2 separate regions of the Homo sapiens genome follow, and region 1 is linked to region 2. Evidence: read pairs that join two places in POLR2A ChIA-PET (ENCODE). Cell type or tissue: Panc1. All regions are shown on one strand. Links, peaks and the distances in the headings refer to the core of each region. The heading gives the core; the rest is flanking DNA.

What was found. ChIA-PET counts read pairs that join two places held together with the same protein. Peaks named below come from ENCODE experiments on the same cell type or tissue, not always from the same donor. Only the 100,000 strongest peaks of a DNase experiment are listed, where the experiment ranks them.
Region 1: POLR2A ChIA-PET joins it to region 2 with 13 read pairs; 1 of 35 experiments calls an interaction of 5 or more read pairs at or near these places.

The regions. Positions count from the first base shown.
Region 1 is chr20:29,442,659-29,447,794 of GRCh38, reverse strand. No RefSeq gene overlaps it. Among named protein-coding and RNA genes, the nearest start is that of FAM242B, 100 kb to the left of the region's middle. In Panc1, for the core only: no CTCF peak of the experiment used is centred there; a DNase peak (open chromatin) is centred at 2,144; H3K4me3 peaks cover 1,779 bases; H3K27ac peaks cover 474 bases.
Region 2 is chr20:29,877,799-29,884,063 of GRCh38, reverse strand. It overlaps the pseudogene DUX4L37. Among named protein-coding and RNA genes, the nearest start is that of FAM242B, 330 kb to the right of the region's middle. In Panc1, for the core only: no CTCF peak of the experiment used is centred there; no DNase peak of the experiment used is centred there; H3K4me3 peaks cover 101 bases.

The sequences.
Region 1 (5,136 bases), core at 75-4,074, 440 kb after region 2:
GGTCTTCTGCCTCCAGGACCAGCAGGACCTCGCACTCCGGAAAAATGTTGGGTGCCCAGTGCGGGCTAAGTGCTCGGCCCACAGCCGCGTTGGTCTGCGGGGCGCTCACCGGCCCTCCGGATAACCAGCCTGGGTTGCTTCATCCGGGAGCGATTCAGACGAATTTCGTCTCCCAGGGAATGAGAGAATTGCCCAGAGAGCAATGAGCCGAAACTCGGGTGGTTGTCCATTTTTCATCCACATGGTTCACAGATGAGATAGCCCCAGGTTGAGCCTGCAAAGGAGCGCGAGGCCGATAGTCCCGTCCACACAGGAGTCACACTCAGGCCGACTGAAGCTTGGTTTCGGATTCCACGTTGCTTTGCCCTCTGCAAGGGGGCCTGTTGCTCACGTGTCTTACTGGGCTTAAGTCAAGGTGTTATCAGGGCTGTATTGCCCCCACCACCGTCCACCCGCCTTTCTCCAAGGCAAAGCACCTCCAAGTAAACCCACACAGGACCGACGGTCAGAGGCAGAACAGGGCTGGGGAAATTCGGTACCCACATGTAAAAAGAATGAACCTGGGCCATTCACTTATACCATAAGAAAAAATTAACTAACTGGATCAAATACCTAAATGTAAGAGCTAAAACTACAAAATTCTTAGAACAAAATATAGGGGAAACATGTCATACACTGGATTTGGCAGTGTTTTTTTTTTTTTTTTAACAGGACACCCAAAACACAAGAAACAAAAGAAAAATAGATGAATCGGAATCTATCCAGAATACGCAAAGAACAATTCAGCAACAATAACACAAACTACCTGTTTAAAATATTGGCAAAATCCTAAGCAGACATTTCTCTAAAAATTTTGTAAAGTGGCTAATAAGCACATGAAAAGATGCTCAACAAAACTCATCATTAGTGAAATGCAAATCTAACCCCAAATGACATATCGCTTAATACCCATCAGCATAGCTACTACCAAAAGAAAGAAAACAAAACAGAAAATCACAAGTGTTGGTGAGGATGTGGAGCAATTAGAACCCTTGTACACTGTTGGTGGAAATGTAAAATGCTACAGCTGCTATAAAATAACAACATAGTAACTAAAAAATTTACATGTAATGTCACCATACGATCCAGCAATTTCACATCTGGGTATGTAGCAAAAGATAGGAAAGCAAAGACAGAAAATAATACACATACACCTAGGTTCACAGCAGCATTACTCACATCACCAGAAAGCTGTTTGAATTACTCAAGTGTTGTTTGAATTACCATCAATGAATAAATAGATAAAATGTGATTTATACATACAGTGGAATATTATTCAGCTATGTAAAATAAGGAAATTCTGACACATGGTATGTCATGCATGAACCTTAAGGACATTGAGCAAAGTGACACGAGCCAGTCATAAAAGAACAAATACTGAATCATTCCAATTATGAGATACTTAGAGTAAAGAAATTCTAGAAACCCAAGTAGAAGAGTGGTTCCTAGAAGCCTGAGGGGAGTAACAAGGAGCTTATTTAATGGGTATAGAGTTTTGTTTCTGCAAGTTGAAAGAAGGTCCGTATGAATGGGAATGATAGTTGCAAAACAATGTGAATGTAGTTAATTTTTCTGAGCTGCAAACTTACAATAGCTAAAATGGTTAATTTGATGTACACTTTACCACAAAGTAAAAAAAAAAAAAAATTAAATAAACAAACTATAGCTATCTGCAATATCATGAATTAATACCATAACTATAATGTTGCATAGAAGAAAGTCGATGTAAAAGTATACATATTATACAATTTCACTCATATAATATCCAAAAAGTGAACGCAACTGAGGTTCTGGCTTCCAGTAATAATTAAGTAAAGTAATTTGTTGAATACTTCACAGATAACTATAACAAAGCTCTTTGGTCACAGGGCTGCAACACTGCAATCTCAGCATGCACCAGGCTCAGGGAGAGTGCGCTAATATCTGGAGGAAGGGACGAGGCTCCGCACTTCTTGCTGGTCTTGCTGGGAGATGCAGTCTCATAAACGCTCCCAGTCCTTTGGTCACAGGGCTGCAGCACTACAATCCTAGCATGCACCGGACTCAGGGAAAGTGCGCGTCCCTGGAGGAAGAGGCAAGGCCATGCGCCCCTCGGTGGGCTTGCTGGGAGATGTAGTCTCATAAACACTCCCAGCCCTTTCATCACCGGGCTGCAAGACTACAGTCCCAGCATGCACACAGCTCGGGGACAGTGCCCATTACTGGTGGAAGAGACTGGACTGTGGGTGCCTCCTTCTACTTGCTGGGAGATGTAGTTTCATAAAGACTCCCAGACTTTCCGGTCCCGTGGCTACAGGACTACCATCCCAGTATTCACCGGGGTCAGGGACAGTGCGCGTCACTGGAAAAAGAGGCGGGGCTGTGTGCGTCTCCCTAGGTTTGCTGGGAGATATATGCTCATAAACTCTTCCAGCCCTTTCCTCAAAGAGCTGCAGGACTACAATCTTAGCATGCACTAGTCTCAGGGACAATGCGTGTCACTGGAGGAAGAGACCGGGCTGTGTGCGCCTCCCTAGGATTGCTGGAAGATGTATTCTCATAAACACTCCCAACCCTTTGGTCAAAGGGCTACAGGACTACAATCCCAGCATGCGCCAGGCTCCAGGGCGAGGCGCAGAACTGGAAGAAGGGGCAGAGTGGTACGCGCCCCACCTAATATGCTGGGAGCTGTAGTCCGTTAACTGCTCTCAGCCTGTTTGTCGGTAGGCTTCAGAACTATACTCCCAGCATGTACCAGGATCCGGGGTGCATAGCCCTGGAGGGAGGGTTAGAGCGGTGTGGACTTCCCAGAGTCCAAAGCACTCCTGAGTTCTTATGCTATGCCAACTCTTTGCAAGGAGAGTGAGTACACAGGTGCACCTGGAGGGCAGGTCTGGGCTGGGCATTGAGGAGGGTATTACCCTACGAAGACACCTTCCCTTTTCCCAAATGGCCGGTTTGTCCTCACCCGATTGAGCCTATCCTTCTCAGGTTCCTCTTTCAATTGCACCCAGGGTTCTTTCCAGAGCATTACGTCTTCTGCAGCCCTAGGCGCTGCCTTCTTTCCTAAACTGCTGTGGAAACTTTCCTGATGTCTGAGACACAGTCGATTGTGCCGCAACCCTCATTTTTCTCTAGCCAGAGCATGCACTTAACCGTTTTTGAGAGAAATCTTTCACCTGGCCTGCTTGTGAGCAGCTTCAGAGCTCTGCAGGGGGTGACAAGGGCTGTGGCTTCCTGGAAATGTCACTCTCAAAGTCGCCTTTTTCACAACTGTGAAAGTCTAGTCATCAGAAGGTTAATTATTGGGTCGCACAAAATCTGCTAAGACTCCGAGGCGTGAGTCTTGTGAGCCATTTTCATCAACCCATTTAAGTGGACATGCTCCAAAATGCAACCTGAAGTTGCTGACTATTTAGGCATTTTACACTTGAAATTAATGGTCTCATCTCAAGTCAGGCCTGGCTTGCCAGTGACTCGGAGCCACATATGGGACCTGATACCTCAGGAACAGATAGTGTTCCAGCTTTATGGGAGCAACTTTTAAGATGTGGAGCACTTGGGGTCATTTGAAACCCGCTATCATCAGTAGGGACTTTTACTTATAAAAAGCATTTGCATTTTGATTTTATCTGTCTTCAACCTGACCCTTTGTTTATTTTAACAGTAAAAAACACATTCCTGGGTGGAGATTTAAGATGCTACTGAGACATGCAATGTATGCACAAATGTGTACAGCTACTGCACTGTGCACCCAGAAGACCAGTCAGAACATGCTTTCTGCAACACTTCTTTCCACCTTCTTATGAATAATCATGCAAAACTCCCATAAAGAGGGTTTCTCCAGCAATAATTAGCTCTGTCTCACTTTTATGAGCAGGCTGCCCTGGAATCTCTTTCTCAGACCGTACCGTCTATTCTGCACTTAATTTTCAAAATATTCTCTTTTTTTGCAATAAATTATGCTGTACTTCTTTTGCTGTGTGTCTCTTAAACTAAGAAGATAAGAAACAAGGTATTACATCAGCCATCAACATTTCTGGTACCATGACCTGGGGAGAGTTTTGTCTGCTTCATTAATTTCAGTTTCCCTTTTCTTGCAGTGAATACTATGGCAGTTCCAGACTCCCTGGTTAACTATCGCTGCTTGTTCCAGTGCTATTTCAGTAAAGTTCTTGGGGAAACGTTTTTAAGTCAACTATATTCTTTAGAGAGAGAATATATGTCCGCTCTCCTTTTGGCTGCTGCTTCTGTGGTATCGATAAATACACTAACCACATGTGTTGCCCTCAATATTTCATATTTGGGCTGCTTTGCCGCTTAGTTTCACATCTTTCTGGCCACAGTTCAGACTCCGCTTATTGTTTGCTGTCCCTTCAGCAATACTCCATCGCCACCTAGTGGTCATTGTAATGTATTTTTCTGGTCAGGTTTTCTGTTTACAAAAATGTTTGTTTTGTTTTGAGCAGCACATTAAGAGAACCCTGTCCCTTCAGGCTTTATGCATTTCCCACCTCCTTGAAATTGTTCTCCAGCAGGCTTTCTTTGCTGAACAAAAGATGCACAGTCATGCAGATGCCTAGTCGTAGGGATTGCATCTGAGCATTCCAGATGTTGTAATTGGGCATCACAAATGACAAACCAGTGAATTAGGGCAAGGCTTGTTAGCCAGACATCTGCCCCCCAGCCCGCAGTGGGGGTCATCTCGGTAGGGCTGGAGATGTCCACCGCTGGGGGTAGATAGGATGGTGTATGGCAAATGCCTATGACCTCCTAGAGCTTCAGTTAATGGGGTTTCAAGGGGATGCGCTGGACACCTTGGTGGTTCCACTTGGCTCATGGGGATGCCCACAGCCTCCTGGACTTCAGTAAATGTTCTGTCGTTGCAGGATTCTCTCGGCACCGTGGGAGCCGCTTCCTCTACTGTCACTGAAACATCCCTGGGATGTATATCTAAAAATTAGAACAGCTTTTGGCTAAATGAACTTAGAAAAAAGAAAACCTTATCTTCTTTTGTAACACTATTTTGCCTGCCTACAGATTAGCTGACAAAACATGGCTGGAGAATGAGACTGTGAACTTTAACTCCATCCTACAGCTAGATCTTTTCTGTAATAA
Region 2 (6,265 bases), core at 857-4,856:
CCCAACGAGAAACGCCCACAAGTGTGGAGGGGCAGGCCACCCCTTCACGTGTGCACATGGTGTGTGTGCTGTTTATGTGGTGTCTGTGTGTGGGGTGTGTGTGCGTGTGCACATGGTGTGGTGTGTGCAGTGTGTGTTATGAGTGACTGCTTCTCTTAGCATGTGGACATCAGTCTTCCAGACCAGCTTTCTCCATGTGTCTGGGAACATAAGAAACAAGTTTCTGCAATAATTGTTACACAGCTTTTCCAGAGAGTTACCAAATCTCTGTCGTGAGTGGGTATCTGCATCATTGCAGGAGGGAATGTGATGTCCTGGCTTGGCTCACACCCTCTGAGGGCTTAGGCAGGGTTCCTGCTGGATCCCTCACTGTGGCCAGAGAGGAAGGGCTCTGTTTCACCACAGGGCACCAGAAGAGGACTGGTGCGTGGGAAGACCAGGTAATCATAATGGTATTAATAATAGTGGTAATAATACTGTTTTATACATTGTATATGTCATAAGGATTTTAACTTTCATCTAATATAATTGTTGTAAAAATTTCCCCAGTTTGTTTTGTGCTATTTACTTGGTGTTGAAATGTGTAAGAATTTACGTTCTAGGTACGTTAGGTTTATCCCTTTTTATATAGTTTCTGTTTGCAGTTTTGATTTTAGAAGACATTCATTCATTCTCAAGGTCATAAAACACAGGTACATCTAATTTTATTTTCTCTCTTTTTTTTTTTTTTTTTACATTTAATACTGGAATTAACTTTTATGTAAGTTGTGGGACCAGGATTCAATTCTATCATTTTATATTCTCAAATCATTACCCAATATTTTAACATCATAAATGCAAAAATCGCTCTGTTTTGTGGGTTTAAATTATTACCCTGTTACTAGATAAAATTACACTCAATTTCTGTGTTTTTGATTCTCTTTCATTAATGTGTTTATTTTTGTGCCATTTCAAATTTGTTTAATTTTGAATACTAATAACAATCTTAAATATCTTATAGTAAATTTTATAAAATTGGCTCTCATGTGTGTTCAATATGTGGATTTAAAATAACATTTTCTTCTTCGAAAATATTTTTCTTGGAATTTTTATTGGAATTTGAGCATATTTTTAAATGATTTACAGCAAACTAAAGAGTTAATATTATTGAGTTCTCTCATCCAGAATGTGACATGCAAATTCCTCAAAACTCCTTTAATGCCATTTAGTCAAAATTAATATGTTAAATCAATATAAATTAATATAAATGAGTATAACTAATGATTAAAATAAATTAATGTGTTTGGCTCCACGTTTCTGTCTTCTGCCTTCTATCACTGATGTTTTTTATTCCTATCCTTGTTGTTTTCTATAGTTTCTTTTATTATGTATTTTTCTATCTTGTGATTTGAAAACTATATGACACATTGTAATGTTTTAATTTTTCTAATTTTTTGCTCTTAATTTTAACTAATTTTATTTTTTAGAGAAGTGCAGGTTCACAGCTAAATGGAGCAGAGAGTACAGACTTCTCATATGTCCCTTTCCCCACACACAGCCTCCCCACTACAGCTTCCTGCCTCACAGGAGCACACCTGTGACAACCAGGAACCTATCTTGACCCTTCAGTATCACTCAAAGTTTACAGTGCACATTCATACTTATTTACTCTTCACATTGTACTTTCTGAGTCTTGACAAAAGTATAATGGCAATGGGATATTATTCACCGCTAACAGGAGATGATCTATCAAGCCACAAAAAAATACATGGAGGAAACTTAAATGCATATTGCTAAAAGAAGAAGCCAATCCGAAAAGTCTACGTACTGTTCGATTCCAATTATATGACGTTCTGGAAACGGTGAAACTATGGGAACAGTAGAAAGATCAGTGGTTGCCATGGACCAAGGGGAAGGAAGAGATGATACACAGAGCACAGAGAATCTTCACGGCAGTAAAACCATTCTGTATGATACTGTAATGGTAGATATATACATTTGTAAAAATCTATCTTAATTTTAATCTTTTAAATTACGTTTGTTCTTTTTTTTTTTTTTTTGATGGAATCTTGCTCTGTCGCAAGGCGGGAGTGCAGTGGCACGATCTCGGCTTACTGCAACCTCCGCCTCCAGGGTTCAAGCAATTATCCTGCCTCAGCCTCCCGAGTAGCTGGGACTACAGTTGCCCACCACTGCGCCGGGCTAATTTTTGTATTTTTAGTAGAGACTGGGTTCACCATCTTGGCCAGGCTGGTCTCGAACTCCTGACCTTGTGATCCACCTGCCTTGGCCTCCCAAAGTGCTGGGATTACAGGCGTCAGACATGGCACCTGGCCGTTTTTGTTTTAAGAACTGCAGACAAGCTGGGTGCAGTGGCTCAAGCCTGTAATGGCTGCACTTTTGGAGGCTGAAGTGGCTGGATTGCTTCAGTCCCGGAGTTCAAGACCAGCTGGGCTACATAGTGAGATCCCGTCTCTACAAAAAAAAATTAAAAAAAATAGCCAAGCATAGTGCTGCATGCCTGTAGTCCCAGCCACTCAGTAGGCTGTGGTAGAAAAATCACTTGACCCAGCAGTTTGAGGCTGCAGTGAGCTATCATCATGCCACTGCACTCTGGCCTGGGTGACAGAGCGAAACCCCATCTCCAAACAAAGAACCACCAAAAACCTACAAGCATACTCAGAGGTATTGTGGGTTTGGTTCCAGAAAACTGCAATAAAGCAAATGTTACAACCAAAAACCTACAAGCACACCTCAGAGATAGTGTGGGTTTGGTTCCAGACCACTGCAATAAGGCAAATGTTACAACCAAAAACCTACAAGCACACCTCAGAGATAGGGTGGGTTTGGTTCCAGACTACTGCAATAAGGCAAATGTTACAATCAAGTTAGTTGCATAAACATTTTGTTTCCCAGTGCTTATAAAAGTTATGCTTAAACTATATTGTAGTCTAATGAGTATTTAATAATTATTAATTAGTAATTAATAGCACGTCTAAAAAACTGTGTACATACCTTAAGTTAAAATACATCAGTGCTAAAAAATGCTAATGAATATCTGAGCCTCACCAAGTCATAATCTTTTTGCTGGTGAGGGTCTTGCCTATATATTGATGACTGCTGGCTAATCAGTGTGGGGGCTGCCGAAGGTTGGGTGCCTGTGTCAATTTCTTAAAACAATGAAGTTTGTTCCTTTCACAAAAGATTTCCCTGTAGCATGTGATGCTGTTTGACAGCATTTTATCAACAGCAGAACTTCTTTCAAAATTGGAGTAAACCCTCTCAAACCCTGCTGCTGCTTTATCAACTAGGTTTATGGAATATTCTAAATCCTTTGTTGTCATTTCAACAATGTTTATAGCATCTCCACCTGGATTAGATTCCATCTCAAGAAAATATTTTCTTTGCTCGTCCACAAGAAGCAACTCCCTATTTGTTCAAGTTTCATCATGAGTTTACAGCAATTTCATCTCACCTTAAGGCCCTAATTCTAATTCTAGTTGTCTTGCGATTTCTACCACGTCTGCAGGGACTTCCTCCACTGACATCCTGAGCCCTCAAAGTCATCCATGAGGGCTGGAATCAACTTCTTCCAAACTCCTGTTAATGTTAATATTTCAACCTCCTCCCATCAATCACAAATGTCCTTAATGGCATTTAAGGATTGCTATTAAGGACATTTGTGATTCACGGGAGGAGGTTCAAATATCATGAAAGGATTAATGGTGAATCCTTTCCAAAAGGTTTTCAATTCAGTTTATCCAGATTCATCAAAGACATCGCTATCTATGATAGCTATACCTTTACAAAATGCATTTATTAATTAATAAAAACACTTGAAAGTCAAAACCACTCCTTGATCCACAGGCTGAAGGTAAATATTGTATTAGCAGCCATGAAAATAACATTAATTTCCAAGTACATCTCCATCTAAGCTTCTGGGTAGCTAGGTGAATTGTCAATAAGCAGCAATCTTTTTTTCCTTTTTCTTTTTCTTTCCTTTCCTTTTTTTTTTTTTTTTTTTTTTGACGTAGTTTCGCTTTTGTTGCCCAGGCTGGAGTGCAGTGGTGTGGTCTTGGCTCACTGCAACCTCCGCCGCCTCCAGGGTTCAAGCCATTCTTCTGCCTCAGCCTCCCGAGTAGCTGAAATTACAGGTATTACCACCCTGCCCCGCTATTTTTTTGTATTTTTATTAGAGATTGGGTTTCATCATTTTGGCCAGGCTGGTCTTGAACTCCTGACCTCAGGTGATCCTCGGCCTCCCAAAGTGCAGGGATTACAGGTGTGAGCCACTATGCCTGGCCAAGCAACAATCTTTTTAAAGGAATCACTTTTTTTTTTTTCTGAGCAGTAGGTCTCAATAGTGGGATTAAAATATTCAGTAAACTATGCTATTAACAGTTGTGCTGTCACCCAGACAGTGATGTTCCATTTCTAGAGCACAGAAAGAATAGATTTTGCATAATTCTTAAGGGCCCTGAGATTTTCAGAGTGGTCAATGAGCACTGGCTGTAACTTAAAGTCACCAGCTGCAGTGGTCCTCAAAGAGAGTCAGCCCATCCTTTGAAGTTTTGAAGCCAAGTGTTGATTTCTCTCTAGCTATGAAAATTCTACATCTTCACTAAGCTTGATCATTTCTAGCTCTGGACTTCAAGTGAGAGACGTGCAAGTCTTCCTTTCATTTGAGTTCTTTGAGGTCACTGTGGTTACTAATTGGCACCCCTGGTGGGTGTCACCCTCCTCCCTCCTCTATCCAGTTCACCCACAACAGGGCATGGGGAATTGCGCTTCCCACACCCCACATGCCCTGCGCCCCTGGGGCTCTCCCACAGGGGGCTTTCGTGAGCCAGGCAGCAAGGGCCATCCCCCTGCTCCAGCCCAGCCAGGCTGCGCAGGAAGAAGGACTCTCCCAACCTGCCTGGACATGTGGGGCTTTGTGTTCCCTGCCCTGGCTCCTCCAGAACTGGGGCTCTCCCATCCTCAGACTCCCTGGTGGCCTCCGCACCCCAACAAATGACAGGAAGACCAGAAACTGCTGCGCGACGGCCTGCTGGGCGCGTGTTCAGTTTGGGCCCCCTCAAGCTGAGTCACAGGGGCAAGGTGTGCTTGTGCCACCCACGTCCCACCGGAGTCCGTGGTGGTGCTGGAGCCCCAGGTTGCCAGGGCGGCGTGGGAACCCAAAGACGGGGCACCTCCACCTCCGGAGGCCTCCGCGTCAAGCACAGATGCCAGCCATCCAGGCGCCTCCCAACCGCTCCAGGAGCCGGGAAGCTCGTCTGCACTCACCTCCAGCCTGTTAGATGAGCTCCTGTAAACCCCAGAGTTTCAGCAAAAGGCACAACATTTCCTAGATCTGGCGCCACTGGGGGAGCTGAAGGACGTGGAAGAGCCCGTTTTGCTGGAACCACTCCTCAGCCAGAACGAACACTGGACTCTGCTGGAGGAGCAGGTTGGGGCGGGGTTGGGGCGGGCTGGGGGCAGAGCGGCGGCCTCTCTTTCGCGGTGAACCTCAGGCTTGGTATGGAGAGGCGTGTCTTCCCTTCCAGCTGACCTGCCTAGGATCCCTGAGTTCCAGGTCCAGCGATAGACTCCATACAGAGGACTGCTGTCAAGAATGACAATAAAGAATTCCTGAGCATCCCGGGGATCCCAGGGCCGGTCCAGGTACCCGGAAGTGGGCTGTCTACTGCGCATGCGCGGGTTTCCAGGCAGCAGCCTAGGATTTCTAACTAGCCCAGGCGGAGCTCTCATCCCTTTTTCCACCGCGTTCTTCAGTCAGGTTGGCGGAGACCTCAGTTCGCGAAACACTGGGCCGGGGCAGAAGCCAGGCCAGTTCTCTTTTCTGCGGCTCGACTCCTCTGCCTCTTCGCTCACCATCACTTGCCAACCCTTCTCCCGTCAGCCTCCTTGCCAGCACCATGGAGCGCCTTGCAACTAAATGTAGACCCGAGACCCCGTGCAAACCGAGGTGCTGCCCTTTCCAGGCAAGAGGAAAGGCAGGCAGAGATGAGGACAAGAACGGAGAGAGTGAGATGGAAGGATGGAGCTAGGAAAGGATGGGTGGAAGGAGGGACACCGGAAGGGAGAGAAAGAGGGAGGGAGAAAGGGAGAAAAAAACCGGGGGAGGGAAGGAAGAACAGAGGGAAGGATGGACCGAGGGACAAAAGGAGCAAGAAACAGAGAACGGAAGGCAGAGAGGAAAACGGTCTTCTGCCTCCAGAACCAACAGGACCCAGCACTCCGGGAAAATGTTGGGTGCCCAGTGCGGGCTAAGTGCTGGGCCCAC